Regions from separate parts of the Homo sapiens genome. Here region 1 is linked to region 2. Evidence: chromatin loops called from intact Hi-C (ENCODE). Cell type or tissue: PC-3. All regions are shown on one strand. Links, peaks and the distances in the headings refer to the core of each region. The heading gives the core; the rest is flanking DNA.

What was found. A loop is a pair of places that touch in the nucleus more often than their neighbours do. Peaks named below come from ENCODE experiments on the same cell type or tissue, not always from the same donor. Only the 100,000 strongest peaks of a DNase experiment are listed, where the experiment ranks them.
Region 1: it touches region 2 in a loop (7-fold over the local background); 2 of 110 quality-filtered maps call a loop at or near these places.

Annotation. Positions count from the first base shown.
Region 1 is chrX:17,928,389-17,933,773 of GRCh38, reverse strand. No RefSeq gene overlaps it. Among named protein-coding and RNA genes, the nearest start is that of RAI2, 70 kb to the right of the region's middle. In PC-3, for the core only: a CTCF peak has its summit at 2,744; no DNase peak of the experiment used is centred there.
Region 2 is chrX:17,875,733-17,881,117 of GRCh38, reverse strand. No RefSeq gene overlaps it. Among named protein-coding and RNA genes, the nearest start is that of RAI2, 17 kb to the right of the region's middle. In PC-3, for the core only: a CTCF peak has its summit at 4,749; a DNase peak (open chromatin) is centred at 2,757; H3K27ac peaks cover 1,877 bases.

The DNA.
Region 1 (5,385 bases), core at 210-5,209, 53 kb before region 2:
ATCACACCACAGTATTGCCACAGGCTGCTCCTATGGATCATAAGTTGCTTCCCCACTAGACAGTGGCCTGGATACTGCTTGACCACTCCAACAACCATCATTTCATCTTGCACCTGCCGCCTGCAAAACCTTCAAAAGTGGCCATTTTGGCCAGGTGTGGTGGCATATGCCTGTAATCCCAGTGATTTGGGAGGCTGAGGTGGGACAATCACTTTGAGCCCAGGAGTTTGAGGCTACAGCGAGCTATGATCGTACCATTGCACTCCAGCCTGAACAACAGAGAGAGACCCTGTGTCTTAAAAAAAAAAAAAAAAAGTGGCTGTTTTGATCGTATGTGTTGTACACGTAAAATCAATGTGATTGACTTATTCTGGGGAGAACCCGCAAGCACTATCAGATGTTGAACACTGGGAAGAAGTAGAAAATGGTCATTTGGGCACTGAAGACATTTGGGTCTGTTGTTCAAAGCTTACGGCTGCTCTATGGGTTGCTCTTCAGCCGAAACTGGAGGGTATCAGTCACAGGTCCTAAGGCCTTAGCATTATTTTGAGACAGAGAGGAGCTCAGCATTTAAAAGAGACATTTTCTGCCCTGAAACAATCTTTGGGCTCTTCGGTACTGAGTTAAACAGTGTCCCTTTCAAAAGAAATTCATGTCCACCTCGAGCCTCGAAATGTGACCTTATTTGGAAATTGAGTCTTTGCAGATATAATTAGTTAAGATAAGGCCATACTGGATTAGAACAGGCCATAATCCAATGATTGCTGCCCCTATAAGGAGAGGAGAAGATGCAGAGACACACAGAGAAGAAGGTCATGTGATGATGGAGGCAGAGATTGGGGTGATGCATCTACAAGCTAAGGAACTCCAACAATCGCTGGCAAGCATCAGACACCAGGAAGAGGCAAAGAAGGATTCTTCCCTAGAGCCTTCAGAAGGCACATGGCCCTGCTGTCACTTTGATTTCAGACTTCTGGCCTCTGGAACTGTGAGACAATAAATTTCTGTGTTTTAAGCCACCCAGTCTGTAGTCCTTCCTTATGGCAGCCATGGGAAACTGATATATCTTCTTTCACTGTCCACACTCTGTATTATTTGCAAATTCTTCTCTAAGTGAGAAGGGGTCTGTGTAGTGATTCTGAAGCCAGATTACCTGGATTTGTTTGAATCTTGACACTGCCACTTATTAGCTGTGTGACCTTGAGCAACTTACCCCACTGCTCAGTGCCTCAGTTTTCCTGAGCTGTAAAGTGGGCATTAAATGAATTAATAATTTTATGGGCTTAAAACAGTGCCTAGCACATAGGAGGTGCCATTATGTGTTTATGTGAAGGAAAAGTCCATGGGGTTGAAATGGCCATGTGAAAATGGGAATGGTTCCATGGAGGAGGAATTAGGACATGAGCTGGACCTTCAGGAATCGGGTGAGGCCCGTCAAAGGCTGCCCGGGTGGGAGAAACAGGGTGAGCAAAGGCTTGCTGGGGCCATGAGAGAAGGTGGCAGTAAGACTATTAGAGCAGGACTTCCCAACCTTTTCTCCATGGCTACCGACACTGAAACTTATATTTGTACACACATGGAGTCAATGAGGCTGCTTACAGCTGGGCCCCGGGGTTCACTGTGCAAGTTCCTAAGAGGGGAGGCAATACTTTGGCATATTTGTAATTCAACCCCAGCACCTGCAGGGGAGCTCAGGATTTGAGCAGTGCTTCCCCAAGTCAAATACGCATTAAAATGCAGATTCTGGGGTGGCGCCTGAGAGCCTGCATTTCTAACAAGCAGGAAATACTGAGGCTTCTGGTGTAAGGACCACACTTTGGTTTAAAATCTTTGCCACTTGAAGCGTGCTGACCAGCAGCATCAACATCCCCCGGGAGCTTGTTAGAAGCACTGCCTTCTAGGTCCTCCCTGTCCCGAACCTACCGAATCAGAATCTGCATTTTAATTCAGTCCTCAGCTGATGGAGCTGCACATTAACATTTGGGAAGCAATGGATTAGAGGTTTCTGGGTAGCCCAGTTCGCTAACAGTAGGGTCTAGCCATCTAGGTTCTTAGGCCCACCTGCACATTAGATTCTCACAAGGAGCTTTTAAAAATCCTGATGCCCAGCCAAAGCAGCTGAATCAAATCAAAATGTCTGCAACTGGGGCCTTGAGAAATCAGTATTATTTTTTAACCTCTCCAGGGGATTTTAATGTGCATCCAGGGTTGAGAACCACTGGGCTGGGGAAGAACCCCTGAGCAGGGCTAAAGAAACTGAGGCCATCCAGATGCGGCTTAGGTCCTTGATGGGGTTTGGGTCCTTTTTTGTCCCAGTGTAGCATGGCATAGCAGTTAGAGGCATGAGTGGTGGAGCAATGAGGGCTTGCCTGGGTTCAAACACTGCTTTGTGCCACTTGCCAGCTGCATGATGTCAGGTGAGGTACTTAACCGCTCTTTGCCTCTGTTTTTTTCAAACAAGGATGCTAATTGTAACTAACTATTGCATAGGGTGTTTCTGAGGAACAAATAAGGTAAAGTGTAAGGGTGCTCATGACAGTGCTTGGCACATAGTAAGGGCTCTGAGTGTGTTTGTTCCCTTGAATACATGGCTTATTCTTCCTGATGCGAGAATCACAGAAGGTTTCTCACTCTCCTGTCACCCTGCACCATCCTCAGAGCTAGGTTCTTGGGCAGCAATCACACCTCTGATTAGGCGCTCAATAAATGTTTGAGGAATGCATGACTGAATGGTTACAATGCCCCCTTGTGTATTCAGTGGGAAGAAATAACAAAACATACATTTGGTTCTTGATATTAGTATGGGTAGTGTGACCAACTGTTCTGATTGCCCAGGAATGAGGGGTTTCCCTGGACACGGGTGACTTTTGGTGCCAAAACTGCTGAAATACTAGGCAAACTAGGACGAGTTGGTCACCCTAAGTATGGGCATTGGTGACATGTCCATTTCATCAAAATACTGTTTTCAAATAAGCATAAAGAGAGGCACCCGAGGCCAATTCATTTATGTGCACATAGTAATGGCAATGGCAATGGTAATTTGCTTCCTGTCCATGGTGTGTGTGTGTTTGTGTGTTTGTGTATTTATGTGTGTGTGTGCTGCACGTACACCAATAATAATAGCTGGAATGTCGTGACAGTGTGGGTGGCACATTATGTGTTCTGCAGTGATCACTTCACATGCTTAAGAGGGAGCATCAGATGGCCTGACTCACATCCTGGTTATGCCACTTAATAGCTTTGTGACATTGGGCATGTTTCTCCACCTCTCTGTGCTCCAGTTTCTCCATCTGTAAAATGAGATAATAACAGTACTCATCTTTCTGAGTTTTTAAGAGGATTGATGGGTTCATACATGTGAAGCATCAGAATGCTGGATGCTTAATAAAGATCTGACTGATGTTCGAGATGATTATTATTGCTATCATCATTAACACTACCAGTGACCTACATATCTCCTCTGCTTCTCTCCCTTTCTCCCCTCCCAGCCTCTTTCCTTTGCCACGAGCCTTCTGCGCCCTGCCTACTGTTTCTTCTCCCTGCTTTCTCCCTCTCCTGCCAGAGGGGCCACCAACAGTTTCACCCTTCTTTTCAGGGTTGTTCAGGCTGAGCCCCTCACAGGGTCACCCAGTGAGGAGGTTAGGGGACGCTGAAATCCAAGCGCTTCTTCCTAAGTCAGAGCAGATACCCCCAAAAGGTGCCTTTTCCTCATTCACACAAAGACTGGGCAAGCTGTGATGGAAACTCGTGAATGGTCTACAGAAGAACAAGAGTTAGTAACTGTATTTCATATCTTGAGTCTTTTGGATCTCCTAGCTGCCCAGGTCATGCTAACCTCAAACATTATTCATTTCCCTGAAGACCTCTGTACAGATAAAAGATGGAGGCATCATTCCAAGGAGATCAGTGAATAAGATTTGTTCTTGTTTATTAATGCCATTTTCAATATGAAATTGAAACTACCTGACCTAGGAACAGCATGCACAGCTTTTAAGAATTAAACATTTTTTCAACACCCATGATAATAATAATATGAACAGTGCCTATAATGACTTCGTTTTAAAGGATGATGGAAGACTATTTCAAAATATTGCATAATATGTACATAGCCAACAGCTATAGAATGCCTGTTATAGATCACCATCAAACATGAAATTGACTTTATCTTAACTTTGAATTCCAAATTTGAAAAATTTGCACTATTTTTTACTTATAGATAAAATATTTGATACTGGAAAATAATGATGTTTCTTTGCTGACTGGGTAGATAACTAAGGTTTTGTTCCTACCAGAACATGCTCCTCTGCCTTTCTCTGAGATGCCTGCAAGTTCAATGTAGGCCAGGTGAGCAATTCCTACTATGAAGACTGTTATGAGAAGTAAATATCTGTTGCATATTCCACTGCCTTTGTGTCGAGTACAGTCGTCCTTGTAATGAATAGGGTAAAGGAAACTTTGATTAAATAAATAAAAATTTGAAAGATAGACCCTTTGGGGCTAATAAAATGGGATCTTAGAGAAACAAGAGAATTTGCAAACTAAATCACAGACCTATTGACTATCTTCTGAAGTTTTAAAATGGAGAATCATTATTCTGAATTTTGAAAGGGTGAAGAAAGTAGATTTGGCAAACGCAGGATTGAGAGATTAATCAAACCTTGCCAGATTCTGGGACAAGCCAGTTGCTTGTCAGAAACTAGAAAAGAGAGTGCTGAATGCTATTCAGCCCTGGTTTTGCTAAACATAAGGAGGGCAAGACTTTGCTAGTGTGGGAAACATGCAATTCACCCCTCCGTATCTTTTGGCATGTGTGTGTCTCTTACCAAAGGAGTGAAATGTATTCCTCTACTTTTGACTTTGGGTTTGGCTATGTGATCTGTGTTGTCCAATAGAATGAGGGCAGAATTGCCAATGTGTCCATTCTGAGCCTAGGCCTTAAGAGGCCTTCGGTACTTCTCCTTCATGTTCTGTGCCTCTGCCACTGTGATGAGAAGAACCCGTGCCGGCTAGTCGGCTGATCCTAAGAGGAAAACCAGGGGCACATAGAGCAGAGCCTCCACAGCCACTGTACCCTGAAGTGGAGCCACCTAGCTAGGCCCAACCTAGTTGAGCCGACCCACAGATGCAAAGCAAGCCCAGAGGAGATGGGCAGAGACCCTCGTCCACCCTCAGAGACACAAATTGAATCCGTGCTTTATGTCATGTGCCACTGCGGTGTTAAGAATCTGTGCTAAGCAGCACTCATGTTAATATAGAAAATCCATACACCTATATTTCTTCTTTGATTGGTAGACCAGAGTCATGAGATAGGTGGCACTGGATGTGAACTTCAGCACATATGTGGTAAGATACATTCCTACAACCTTAAAGATGAAACAAGATGAA
Region 2 (5,385 bases), core at 232-5,231:
TAGATAAATGCCCCAACTTCCTTGCACCTCAGAGGGTGATATGGTTTGGCAGTGTCCCCACACAAATTGCATCTTGAATTGTAATAATCCCCATGTGTCAAGGGAAGGGCCAGGTGGAGATAATTGAATCATGAGGGTGGTTTCCCCATACTGTTCTCATAGTAGTGAATAAGTCTCAAGAGGTCTGATGGTTTTATAAATGGGAGTTCCCCTGCAAAAGCTCTCTTGCCTGCCACCATGTAAGACGTGACTTTGTTCCTCCTTCACCTTCCACCATGATTGTGAGGACTCCCCAGCCATGTGGAACTGTGAGTCCATTAAATCTCTTTTTCTTTATAAATTACCCAGTCTTGGATATGTCTGTATTAGCAGCATGAGAACAGACTAATACAGAGGGATAATTCAGTCCCAAACAGTCTCTCAGAGGGTCCTCAGCAGGATAGAGTCCCTGGTGCCCCATGTAGTAACCCAATCATCAACATATCCTTTATTGGCTTTCTTGCCTTTGTATGTCACTTTCCTACTCCCTTACTGTGCTTCCTGGAATCACCTCCCAAATAGGATACTTCTATCTAAATCTTTGTCTTGGGGTCTGTTTTGTTGGAGTGGGGCAAACTAAGATAATAGTTAATAACATTTTAAATGGTCTCCTTGATGCTCTCTATTTTTAAGTAATCTGATTATAATGTCATTATTTTATGTAATGTGGTTGGTGCTGAGCTACAACTAGGGTAAGAGAATTGGCAGTGCTGCCATTTTCTTCTGATTTTGTAAGCTTGAATGAATAGTAGTATGTTGATCTATGGTTTCTTTGCAAGAATTTTTTTTTTTTTTTTTTTTTGAGACGGAGTCTCGCTCAGTCGCCCAGGCTGGAGTGCAGTGGCACGATCTCGGCTCACTGCAAGCTCCGCCTCCCGGGTTCACGCCATTCTCCTGCCTCAGCCTCCCAAGTAGGTGGGACTACAGGCGCCCGCCACTACGCCCGGCTAATTTTTTTTGTATTTTTAGTAGAGACGGGGTTTCACCGTGTTAACCAGGATGGTCTTGACCTCCTGACCTCGTGATCCGCCTGTCTCGGCCTCCCAAAGACGTAGCCACCGCGCCCGGCCAAGGACTTTTTAAAGTTACATACCTATTGTGAGAGGGTTTTTAGTTACAACTGGCTAATATACTTTGTAATGCTACCTCACCAGGAACATGTAAACTGCAATACTTTGCAATACACTGAAAGAAGTGATCACATGAGGGCTCCGCTGTCAACCCTTCTCAGTGTGGAACATTCCATCCTTCCCCAGAATACCTCTAAAAGCACATGGGACATATGACCTGCTCATATAGACAGAGGAAGCTCACTGGTAGCAATCTATATATTAAATGGTAGTCAAACTGAATCTATCTATCTATCTATCTAATCATTCTAACATTTGCTCTGTGTACCCCAGTATATTATCTCATTCACCCTTGGTGTATGATCACTCCACTTTGGAGGCCACTGCTCTAGAGAATCTAAGGCCATATCTAAGCAACCAAAGCCAAGTGGACGACTGAGGCCAATAAAGAGCTCACAGAGAATCACTTACAACTGGAGGTTGAGGGTTTGTGGTAGGATGGGCAGTATTTCCGTGAATTGATGTCCTTGAGTCCTTGAGGTCTTTGGTGTCTGAAGGAAGAAAGAGGAATTAGATGCATTAAGTGTGGAGGTAGAGAAGGCTGGAGAAATTAGAAGTGAGGACAAGAAAGGAGAAGGCAAGATTTTTGTTCTTGCCTGGTTTCATGGCATGGTTTTGATCCCCAGTGGAAAAAGATATTGAGCTCTAACATGGAAGGAGACATTCTATGAGATACTCTGGTGAGACTGAATACAAGTATTTTTGTCTTGGGGGCTGGGATGACAAAGAATATCACACAGTAGAGAATAGAGACAATCTCTGAACTGTTGTCCAAAACAGAATGCTGTCTGCTACTGCATCATGGACTATTTAGAGAGCATGGCAAGAGAATGTACTTGGTGGGGAAGCTGGAATTCTCACCATCAGCAGCAGCACTGGGAAGAGGCTTTCACTGTACTTCTGAGCAGATAACACTGACGAGGGGAAGCCTATTCAGGAAGAGAAGGAAATTTTGATAATGGATGTGTGGGACCTGTAGCTGCCATACTGATTCATGAGCTCCCTGTGAATTCCTGCTGGGGATATCCAGGAATACTCAATTGGGAAAGGGGGGACTTTTCCAGAAAACTGGTGACCCTGAATAAGTAAATAGAGTTAAAAGCCAGGAAGTTTGGATTAATTTGATTTCACTCATATCCCCAAGAAAACATTTGGGTTACAAATAATAATTTGGGTTCTTCTACTATCAAATAAGTAAATGATTATTTAATATCAAGTAATCATTCCTCCACTTTGGCACTAAAGAGCTGGCCACATTGCAGATAAAAAATTACAATGACACTTTAACCTGTTCACTTCTTATAGGGCCGTATTTGGTACAAGGAAGTACTCTAAAGCACCAGTTGATGATATGATATACAGGAACAAATAAGGAGGTGAACTAATAATGATAGTGCTTCTTCTAAGCAGGTTTGCAAGGGCAGACTTGCTTCTTGCTCTCCTGAGTTGCAGAATTATAGATGTTAGAGCCTTCCCTGTACGTGCATCACTCCCTTTGGTGAATCATTTGTACATCACATGAATGATATTTTGTGGACATGACCCTTAGATTCTTGCACATTGAGTAATAATTTATACTAACAATTTATTGCTCCCATAATTTAGAAACCTGATCATTCCCACCCAAATCCTTGGCATCTCACCTCCTCAAACAGTCATGATTTAATAGCTCAGCTGTGAGGTGAGATCTCAAATTACCAAAGCATCATAACTTTTACTATGAATATCATGAGACATGCAAAAGGAAGCTAAGACCACTGAAACCAGTTACACCTCAGGCAGAAGCATAAGCTAACTGCAAGACAGACACCTGTGGAAGCTTGATTCACATTTTCAGGATGCTGGGAAACCATTTAATGTGTTGGACAAATTTGGGGCATGGGGGAGATGGCAACCCAATGTCTTGAAAATGTTAACAGACTTTCCAAAGATATCGTAATCTATTCCCAGAGAGTAGTTTCCCATGTCTCAACATAACAAATAACCACAGTCCAATCAACAAAACGCATAGACCTTTTGGACTGGGTAGCAAAGCAGATATTTTCATCCAGGACGCTATCTGCAGTTTGGCCTCACTTGGGACAGTTTTCCTGAAGGGTTGTTTTCCTGGGTGGGAAGAGGTATCTTGTTTTGAGTTTTTTAAAAAAGATGTTTCCTTAAAAATTTTAAATCCATTTCATATATTTTTTTCAGGGTCAAATTTTAAAAATCAAATGAAAGACTCAAACACATTTAATCAGAAAGTGGTCAGCTTTTATCTGAAATCCTGTATATACTATTGAGAGCAAATGTTTAACTTAGGTGGAAGTGAAACATGGGCAAATGAAACTTAGAGAAATGCGACTTATTCGAAATTGTTGTAGATAAATTCTAGAAGTCAGAAGCTTAAAAAAAGACATAAATAATGGTTTCACAAACTTATCCAAATGCCAATAATAATTTAATATTCTTCTTCTAAGAGCAAGCACTCCACTTGCTAATTATTATCTCAAAATGAATTCATGAACATTAATTAAGTCCCATCCAGGCAGCATGATTAAGACATAATTAATAACAGACATTTAATACTAGTCGAATTTAGTAAACATTTGCTTCTATTGAAACTTTTTGTTCATTTGCCAGATAAGCAAAAGGTTAACTTCACTGTTGCAGTATATCTTCTAGCAAATGTTGTGTTTGGAGTTTGAAAGCAGTGCTCTGGGAAACAGTGTGCTGTTACCATGGTCTTGGAATGTCATAATCCTGAATTCTGCAACCATCCTGCACTCAAATGCCCTAGCAATTTTGGGCAAGCAACCTAATGCTCCAGATACTCTGGTTTCTAATCCCATCATAAAACAAATATAATAAACCTTCTCAACTTCTTAACACTCTTTCCACCCTTGGCTTCAAGGCCATTCTTCACAGTCTTTCTAATCTCTCCTTTTACTTTGCCCACTCTTGGTGGCATAGCTAATATATTTGACACCTGCAGCAGATCATTTCCAAAAATGTGCTTGCTTTCTATGCCAAACGTATTTTTAGTATTGATCATATAATAATCATAATAATCATTTTCTTGAATTTTTCTCTAGTTGTAAAACAAGAAATTAACAATTAAAATGAAGTTTTGGTCTGGACAAGATGGCTTAGACCTGTTTCTCTCTGCTCCTACCTGCTAAGTACAACTATAAACCTTAGAAAAAACTCAAAAGGCAAACAAAAGAACACTATGAAAGGTGATAAGAGGAAGGTGAGCTGGTTTGGGATTCCAGTACTGAAGGAACAACACAGCAGCAGAGTGTCTTATATCCCCCTACCCAGCAGAAGAAGGCAACCCTGGCCTGGCATTTCCAAGCCCTCAACCTGGCAACACGAGGTAGTGCAGGTAGGCTGATTTCTCCACCAGAATGAATGGCAGTCCTACTGATAATGCCCAGTGAGCCTACAGTGCTGGTAAGAAGGATAGATCAGGAGCCCTGCTAAAAGTAAGCAGCTAAGGCAAATTCTATCTTCCCCTGCAAGACCTGAGACACACCCACTTCTACTGAGAGACACTGGGTGGCAGGCTGGCATTGGCAAGATGGTTCTGCCACACACAATAGGCTGCTTATTCCTAGGAAGCATTCTTTATCCTTATGGGCTAGAGATTCCTTTCTTCCATCTTGAGACACCAGGTGGCCCTGCACTGGGAAACCCTTTTGATCCTTTCAGGCAGCACCACCAGGAACCAGTGGAAGTCCCAGCAGCACCAGCTAAATCAAGCATACCAAGAAGCACTGAAAAGGCTCTGAAAATTAAACTGTCATTGAAACCACAGTCCAAAAAAGTAGATCAGGATCTGTATGCTAAACCTAAACTGGTTTCTTTAAATAGGACCTAGAATCTCCTAAGATAAAAGCAAAAAATGTCCAGGATACAATAAAAAGTCACTCACCATATCAAGAGCCAGGGAAATCACAACTTGAATGAAAAAAGACAATCCAGGCATGGCAACAAAAAGATAAATAGGATGCTAGAATTATCTGACAAGGAATTTAAGGCAAGCATAATAAATAACTTCAAATGAATAACAATGAATTCTTTTTAAATAAGTGAAAAAGTAGAAAAAACCTCAGAAAAGAAATACAAGTTATAAAAAATAATGAAATGAAAATCTTATAAATGAAAAGTATAATACTCCATATTTATTAACTTGCTGGATGGAGTTGATAGTAGAGCAAATATGTCAGCAGAT